2 separate regions of the Homo sapiens genome follow, and region 1 is linked to region 2. Evidence: read pairs that join two places in POLR2A ChIA-PET (ENCODE). Cell type or tissue: HepG2. All regions are shown on one strand. Each heading gives the region's core, and the rest is flanking DNA. Links, peaks and the distances in the headings are about the cores only. Region 1 overlaps TIMM50 (translocase of inner mitochondrial membrane 50). Region 2 overlaps SAMD4B (sterile alpha motif domain containing 4B).

Region 1 (4,384 bases), core at 229-4,228, 110 kb after region 2:
ACGCCAGTTGTTCAAAAGAAGCAAGAACTTGGGAATATTTTTTTTTTTTTTTTGAGACAGGGTCTCACTGTTGCCCAGGCTGGAGTGCATTGATGTGATCTTAGCTTACAACAGCCTTGACCTCCCGGCTCAAGTGATCTCCAAGTGACCCTCCTGCCTCAGCCTCCTGAGTACCCTCCTGGGGACTACAGGTGCGTGCTACCATACCCAGCTAATTTAAACAAATTTTTTTTTTGTAGAGATGGGGTCTTGGTGCCCAAGCTGGTCTCAAACTCCTAGTCTTAAGCAATCTTCCTGCTTTGGCCTCCCAAAGCGCTAGGATTCCAGGTGTGAGCTACTGTGCCCAGCTAAAATAGGGATTTTTATATTAAATCTCCCTATTTTAAAATGTTGGCTCCTAGCGGGGCGCAGTGGCTCACGCCTGTAATCCCAGCACTTTGGGAGGCTGAGGTGGGTGGATCACCTGAGGTCAGGAGTTCAAGACCAGCCTCAACATGGAGAAACCCCATCTCTACTAAAAATACAAAATTAGCTGGGCGTGGTGGAGCATGCCTGTGATCCCAGCTACTCAGGAGGCTGAGGCAGGAGAATTGCTTGAACCTGGGAGGCGGAGGTTGTGGTGAGCCGAGATCGCACCATTGCACTCCAGCCTGGGCAACAGCAGCGAAACTCCATCTCAAAAAATAAAATAAAATAAAAATAAAATGTTGGCTTCTAACTAAAACAGGCAGATATGTAGCAGTGTTCTCCACTGGAACTTTCTGTGATGTTTGGTTCATGTTCTAGGTCTGTACTGTCCAGTACAGTAGCCAGTGGCCACATAAACCTTTGTTTTTTTTTTTTGAGACGGAGTTTCGCTCTTATTGCCCAGGCTGGAGTGCAATGGCACGACGTCGGCTCACCACATCCTCCGCCTCCCGGGTTCAAGCAATGCTCCCGCCTCAACCTCCCAAGTAGCTGAGATTACAGGCGCACACCACCACGCCCGGCTAATTTTTGTATTTTTTTAGTAGAGACAGGGTTTCACCATGTTGGTTAGGCTGGTCTCGAACTCCTGACCTCGTGATCCGCCCGCCTCGGCCTCCCAAAGTGCTGGGATTGCAGGCATGAGCCACCATGCCTGGCCCCACATAAAGTTTCTGAGCACTTGAAATGTGGCTAGTGTGACTGAGAAACTGAATTTTTAATTTTGTTTGAGACTGGGCACAGTGGCTCACGCCTGTAATCCTGACACTTTGGGAGGCCGAAGCAGGAGGATTGCTTGAATCCAGGAGTACGAGACCACCCTGGGCAACATGGTGAAATCCTGCCTCTAAAAAAAAAACAAAGTAACGAGCCCAGCGAGGTTATGCATACCTGTAGTCCCAGCTACGTGAGAGGCTGAGGTGGGAGGAATCCCTTGAGCCAAGGAGGTCGTGCGTGGCTGTGATGATCTGTGATCGTGCCGCTAAATTCTAGCCTGGGCAACAGAGCGAGACCCTGTCTCAAAAAAAAAAAAAAAAAAAAAAAAACCTTAAGATTTTTTTTTGGAGTCAGGGTCTCGCTGTGTCGCCCAGGCTGGAGCACAGTGGTGTAACTATAGCTCACTGCAGTGTTGAACTTCTGGGCTCAAACAATCTTCCTGCCTTGGCCTCCCCAAATGCTGAGATTATAGGAGTGAGCCACTCTGCCCAACTACTTTTAATTAAATAGCCACATGTGTCTCCTGTATTGACAGTACCACTGTGTATTAAGAGTATGAGTCCCAGATTGTGTAAGTTCAAATCCAAGCTCTACCACTTCTCGGCTGGCTTGTGATCCTGTGCAAGTTACTTTACCTCTCAGTGCCTCGGTTTCTACATTTATAAAATAATAACTGGGCAGGCACAGTGGCTCATGGCTGTCATCCCAACACTTCAGGAGGCCGAGGTGGGAGGATCGCCTGAGGCCAGGAGTTGGAGAGCAGCCTGGGCAACATGGGAAGAGCCTGTCTCTTGCGGGGGGGGGAGAAGAAAGTTCTTGTCTCAGGCTAGCTTTGGGGACCAAATGAAGCACTCCCATGTAGGCACTCAAATGGAACTATGTAAACCTTAGGCAAGGCACCTCTGCCTCAGTTTCCTCATCTCTAAAATGGGGTGATGGTAGTATGTTAGCAGAGTGGTTGTGAGGAGTGAACGGGACAGTCCGTATGTGGGTTATATGTATATATTCCCAGGTGCTTGCTGTTACCAGGCCATATGGGTTATTCACAGATTGAAATATCTTAGCTGGGCACGGTGGCTCACCCCTATAATCCCAGCACTTTGGGAGACCGAGGCGGGTGGATCACCTGAGGTCAGGAGTTCGAGACCAGCCTGGCCAACATGGTGAAACCCTGTCTCTACTAAAAAAATACAAATAAATTAGCTGGGCATGGTGGTGGGTGCCTGTAATCCCAGCTACTTGGGAGGCTGAGGCAGGAGAATCGATTAAACCCAGGAGGCAGAGGTTGCAGTGAGCTGAGATCACACCATTGCACTCCAGCCTGGGCGACAGAGTAAGGCTCTGTCTCCAAAAAAAAAAAAAAAAAAAAACAAAAAAAAAACCAGTTTGACTTTATCTCCCTCGCCCTGCCTCCATCCCCACATTGCCCCCCACTATCCCAGTCTCTCCTACTCCAGCCTTCATCTAGTGCTAACTGATTAAATATTCTAAGATGACCTTCTCTGGTGTGTGTGATGATAATTAAAAGGCATTCAGAACTGTGTGGACCAGACTGAACCTCTGCACTCTAGATTTTTTTTTTTTTGAAGCCTCTACAAAGGATAATTAAAATTTACACCATGACTCTTTGTCCTGGGGTGCACTGTCTGTAAGCCGGTGGAGTTATTTCCCAAAATCCTTGGTCCTTCCCAGCTTGAGGAAGTCTGCAGGACTGAGGGAGGGGACCTGTGCTTTTTTTTTTGTTTTTTTGAGATGGAGTCTCTGTTGCCCAGGCTGGAGTGCAGTGGGGCGATCTCGGCTCACTGCACCCTGCACCTCCTGGGTTCAAGTGATTCTCCTGCCTCAGGCTCCCAAGTAGCTGGGATTACAGGCGTGTGCCACTGTCAGGCCTCTGAGCCCAAGCCAAGCCATCGCATCCCCTGTGCCTTGCACATATACACCCAGATGGCCTGAAGTAACTGAAGAATCACAAAAGAAGTGAAAAGGCCCTGCCCCGCCTTAACTGATGACATTCCACCATTGTGATTTGTTCCTGCCCCACCTTAACTGAGTGATTAACCCTGCAAATTTCCTTCTCCTGGCTCAGAAGCACCCCCACTGAGCACCTTGCGACCCCCCACTCCTGCCCGCCCTTTGACTGTAATTTTCCATTACCTTCCCAAATACTATAAAACAGCCCCACCCCTATCTCCCTTCGCTGACTCTTTTCGGACTCAGCCCACCTGCACCCAGGTGAAATAAACAGCTTTATTGCTCACACAAAGCCTGTTTGGTGGTCTCTTCACACGGACGCGCATGAAAGCCACCACACTCAGTTAATTTTTGTATTTTTAGTAGAGACAGTTTCACCATGTTGGCCAGGCTGGTCTCGAACTCCTGACCTGAGGCGATCTGCCCGCCTCAGACTTCCAAAGTATGGGGATTACAGGTGTGAGCCACTGTGCCCGGCCTAATTTTTGTATTTTTAGTAGAGATGGGGTTTCACCCCGTTGGTCAGGCTGGTCTTGAACTTCTGACCTCATGATCCACCTGCCTCGGCCTCCCAAAGTGCTGGGATTACAGGCGTGAGCCACCGCGCCTGGCTTTTTGTTTTGTTTTGAGACAGTGTCTCACTCTTGCTCACACTGGAGTGCAGTGGCGCTGTCACCACTCACTGCAGCCTCGACCTCCTGGGCCCTCGTGATCCTCCCACCTCAGCCTCCCAAGTAACTGAGACTACAGGCACATGCCAACATGCCAAGCTAATTTTTTGCATTTTTTTTTTTTAAGAGAGATGAGGTTTCAGGCCGGGCACGGTGGCTCACAGCTGTCATCCCAGCACTTTGGGAGGCCAAGGTGGGCGAATCACGAGGCCAGGAGTTCAAGACCAGCCTGGCCAACTTGGTGAAACCCCGCCTCTACTAAAAATACCAAAGAGTGGCTGGGCGTAGTGGTGGGCGCCTGTAATCCCAGTCACTCGGAGGCTGAGGCAGGAGAATCGCTTGAACCCAGGAGGCGGAGGTTGCAGTGAGCCGAGATCGCAACACTGCACTCCAGCCCAGGTGACAGAGTGAGACTCTGTCTCAAAAAAACCAAAAAACCAAAGCTCTGCTGTCATGAGCTGATGTTCAGTGTTCTCATGGAGGAGACAAACAATGATCAGATAACTTCCTAGGGTAATAAATGCATAAAGAAAAAGTATAGCAAGGAGCAGCAGTGATCT
Region 2 (4,384 bases), core at 308-4,307:
GGCAGTAATTCCTGCCAGGGGTGCTGGTGGCTTGAGCCAGCGGAACTGGAGAAATTCAGGAAAGTGGCTGACAGCTTGCTGATGGGTTGGGTGTTGGAGGTAAGAGAATGAGGTATATCTGGTAGGCAGTTACCCTTGGACCCCAGGTCCCTTCCTCTTGGCAGGTTATGGGGCCAAACTGCCATCCTGGCACTGACGGCAGGGGGATGGTCTCCTGTGGTTGGGTCCCCAGGTCTAATATTTTGCTTTTCTCCCACTCTGGCCAGGTCTCCCCTGCCAAATCCACCCTAGCCCACTGAAGCGCTCCATGTCACTCATCCCTACAAGCCCCCAGGTCCCTGGTGAGTGGCCGAGTCCAGAGGAGCTTGGGGCCCGGGCTGCTTTTACCACGCCCGATCACGCACCTCTCTCGCCCCAGAGCAGCGTGGCCTCCTCTGGCAGTGAGCAGACAGAGGAGCAGGGCTCCAGCCGGAACACCTTCCAGGAGGATGGCAGTGGCATGAAAGGTACATTGGGGACAGCAGCACCAGGACCCTTTTCCAGGGGCTTCTGCAGAGCTTAGAGGACAGAAAGGAGCTTGTAGCTGACACCTGCTTACCCCTCTGAGGAGGGGACATGTCTGAGGGGAGTAGATAGTCCCTGCTTTTAGGGCTCAGGACTAAGCAGAGAGACCCCACATCTACCCTAACAAGTTCTAGTCTGACTGGGAAGGAGCCCCCTGTCTTCACACACCCCAGTCTGACAAGGAAGCCAGGACACAGCTAAGTGATGGAACAGAGGTTCCAGCAAGAGTTTTGGAGCAATCAGTGAGGTCATCCTGGTATACATCCAGCCTAGCAGCTTAGAAGGGTCAGATGTCCTTCCCAGGGAAGGCTGCCTGAGGGTCTGGCTAGGCAGATGAAGAAGGAGCTGATGGAACCTTAGCTCCCCCCAACCCCCTCCCAATTTTTTGCATCTTTTGAGGCTTCCTGTGGGTTTATCCCCACAACTTTTCCTTTACCCTGGTAATCTGGGCCAAACTCCTGACCTTTCACTCTCCCTCCTTTGCCAAAGATGTGCCCTCATGGCTCAAGAGCCTCCGTTTGCACAAGTATGCAGCCCTCTTCTCACAGATGAGCTACGAGGAGATGATGACACTGACTGAGCAGCACCTGGAGTCTCAGGTGAAGCCAAGGGGACCATCAGGGAGGTGCTGGGGGCAGCGCTAGTTTGGCATCCTTGCAGCCCAAGCCTCCTCTGTCTCCTTGATCTCTATTTGGGTACCCCCAAATATCTCAGCCTCACATCTCTAGCTTCCTGTCCCCTTCTGCCCTTATCACAGAACGTCACCAAAGGTGCCCGCCACAAGATAGCCCTGAGCATCCAGAAGCTGCGTGAGAGACAGAGCGTCCTCAAGTCCCTAGAGAAGGTGAGGACCTGGTTTCTGCATCTTCAAGGCCAGCCAGCCACTTGGTGGTACCAGTAGACCAAAGGCCCTGAGTTGGCCTCCAGACTCCTCGGATGTGGCCTCCAAAATTCCCAGCCCTAGGGACCCAGACTTCAGGGACCACATGCAAGCCGGCATCAAAAGGCTCACTTGCTGGTGGCTAAGAGTCTCCCCTCCCTGTCTTTCCTGGTTTGTGGTTCCAGGATCTCTGTCTTTTGACTCTACACCTTCTCTCCCCTTTTGCTTTTCCATTTCTTACTGGTCTTTCTGGTAGAGCAGAGTGTCTCTGTCTGTACAATCTCTCTTTCCATTTGATTGTTTCTAAACTCATTTTCCTTCCACATCTGATTCCGTTTCCTTGCCACTGCCTTCTGTTTGTATTTTTCCCTGCTCAGTGTCTAGGTCTGAATCTCTGATTCTATCCTTGTTGGGTCCTTGAGACTCCAACATTAGACTGGCTTTTCGTGAGTTCTGTGGGACTTCATCTTAATGGGAAAGAGGAAATGTGTACCTATATGTTTGTGGGCTTGCAGTACCCTTACATGCCTTCTCTATGTGCTGGAACCCAGGGTCCTACCCAGCCTTCTGCAAGCCCTGTCTGACTCTCTGTGTAGATACTCTCTGTCCCTCATTGTAGGGTCTGCATGTGACCCCAGCCTGTGTCCTCCCATCCAGGATGTGCTGGAAGGCGGGAACCTACGAAACGCTCTGCAGGAGCTGCAGCAGATCATCATCACTCCCATCAAGGCCTACAGTGTCCTCCAGGCCACCGTGGCTGCCGCCACCACCACCCCTACTGCCAAGGATGGGGCCCCGGGGGAACCACCGCTGCCAGGTGCTGAGCCTCCCCTAGCCCACCCCGGCACAGACAAAGGCACCGAGGCCAAGGACCCTCCAGCTGTGGAGAACTACCCACCTCCACCAGCTCCAGCTCCCACTGATGGCAGTGAGCCTGCCCCGGCTCCCGTCGCCGACGGAGACATCCCCAGCCAGTTTACACGGGTGATGGGCAAAGGTGAGACCAGCCACAGCCTAGCAGGAAATCCTGAGGCAGAAAGCCAAGTGAACCCAAGCACCAGGGATCAAATCCAAGTTCGATGGTGGGAGCAGGGCTTTGTAAAGCCTACTGGAGACTGGAACACTACAGAGAGTAGCCAAGACAGGGTGACAAGGCCCCTTGCCCTTGGGCACGTCTGGGCTGATGGTGGATAACAGCCCTTCCCCTCAAAGCGTCTCCAGGCTGAGCAGAAATGGGGCAGTGGGTCAGAAGAAATTCCATGTAGTAAAGGGTGAGCAGTTGAGGGGAGTCCATTGATTTCTCTCAGAGGGGACCAAAGTCCAGGGGATGGGGATGGTGAAATTTATCACAGCTTCAGCCTTTCCTAAAGCAGCATGATACAGCAGACTTTACACTTGGATCCAGATCAGTCTAGATCTGGATCTGGACCTGAGGCAAGTGACTCAACTCTGAGCTTTAGGTTTCTAAGGCTAAAAATGTGTGTAGTGACAAGATTGTGTCAGGCACTATGTTGTATATCCTCATGATAACCCAAATACCATGGCTAGCACTTAATAGTTGATATTCATCCAGCCTGAGTCTCCTGTTCCTTCTTGTGCACGAGCCAGCTGGAGGCTGGAACATGGCAGAGGGCATACTAGGGGTTAACCTCCTGCCCTTTCTCATGTCCCCCCAGTGTGCACCCAACTGCTGGTGTCCCGACCAGACGAGGAGAACATCACCAGTTACCTCCAGCTCATCGAAAAGTGCCTGACTCATGAGGTAAGGCCTTCCCTAGCATACTCAAAAAGGGAAAGGCGGCCAGGCGTGGTGGTTCACGCCTGTAGTCCCAGCACTTCGGCCACCGAGGCGGGCGGATCATGAGGTCAGGAGATCGAGACCATCCTGGCTAACACAGTGAAACCCAGTCTTTACTAAAAATACAAAAAATTAGCCGGGCGTGGTGGCAGGTGCCTGCAGTCCCAGCTACGCGGGAGGCTGAGGCAGAATGGCGTGAACCCGGCAGGTGGAGCTTGTGGTGAGCCAAGATCGCGCCACTGCACTCCAGCCTGGACGACAGAGTGAGGGAAAGCCTGCCCCATCTTTCTCAAGACCATTGTGTTGTATGTGGCCCATAGGGCCTTACCTGACGTGGCACATGCCAGCCCTTCCAGTCTTGTATCTTACCAGTGTTGGCTTTAGAGGCTTCTTCTCAGAACCCTTGTACACACTCTTCCTCTCTCTCTCTCTTTTTTTTTTTTTTAATAGAGACGAGGTCTCACACTGTTGCCCTGGCTGGTTTTGAACTGACCTCAAGTGATCCTTCCACCTCAGCCTCCCAAAGTGCTGAGATTACAGGCGTGACGATTTTCTTTTTTAGAGATGGAGTATTGCTTTATTGCCTAGGCTGATCTCGAACTCCTGGCCTCAAGCGATCCCCTGCCCTGGCCTCCCAAAGTACTGGGATTATAGGCATGAGCAACCATGCCCAGCCCGTACATACTCTTTTGTCAGCAACAGTACCCTTTCCTCCTCCTCACCCCTCAGCTGTCAGTTCAAACATTTATACCTCAGGGACACCTTTACCAACCCCTCATTTTTATTTAAGTTTCTTTTGCTTCCTGTTCTTCTCCCTCAGGGAGGGATAATTTGTCACAGTTATCATCATGTATGTATCTTTCCCTCACAACCAGACTGTAAGCTCTCTGGGCATGGTCACCTCTGCATCCCAGAATTGCCTGGCACAGGCACAGAGTAGATGAGCAATGAATCTTTTTTTTGGAAACAGAGTCTCGCTCTGTTGCCCAGGCTGGAGTGCAATGGCGCAGTCTCGGCTCACTGCAACCTCCGCCTCCCAGGTTCAAGTGATTCTCCTGCCTCAGCCTCCCAAGTATCTGGGATTACAGACACACACTACCATGCCTGGATAATTTTTGTACTTTTAGTAGAGGTGGGGTTTC

The links. Peaks named below come from ENCODE experiments on the same cell type or tissue, not always from the same donor. Only the 100,000 strongest peaks of a DNase experiment are listed, where the experiment ranks them.
Region 1: POLR2A ChIA-PET joins it to region 2 with 5 read pairs; 6 of 35 experiments call an interaction of 5 or more read pairs at or near these places.

Annotation. Positions count from the first base shown.
Region 1 is chr19:39,490,341-39,494,724 of GRCh38, forward strand. TIMM50 (translocase of inner mitochondrial membrane 50) reads left to right here. Exons shown (of 11, transcript NM_001001563.5): 11 at 1-3,439. Among named protein-coding and RNA genes, the nearest start is that of DLL3, 6.4 kb to the right of the region's middle. In HepG2, for the core only: no CTCF peak of the experiment used is centred there; no DNase peak of the experiment used is centred there.
Region 2 is chr19:39,375,384-39,379,767 of GRCh38, forward strand. SAMD4B (sterile alpha motif domain containing 4B) reads left to right here. Exons shown (of 14, transcript NM_001384574.2): 5 at 267-506; 6 at 1,054-1,163; 7 at 1,322-1,408; 8 at 2,102-2,441; 9 at 3,121-3,206. Among named protein-coding and RNA genes, the nearest start is that of PAF1, 14 kb to the right of the region's middle. In HepG2, for the core only: no CTCF peak of the experiment used is centred there; a DNase peak (open chromatin) is centred at 2,788.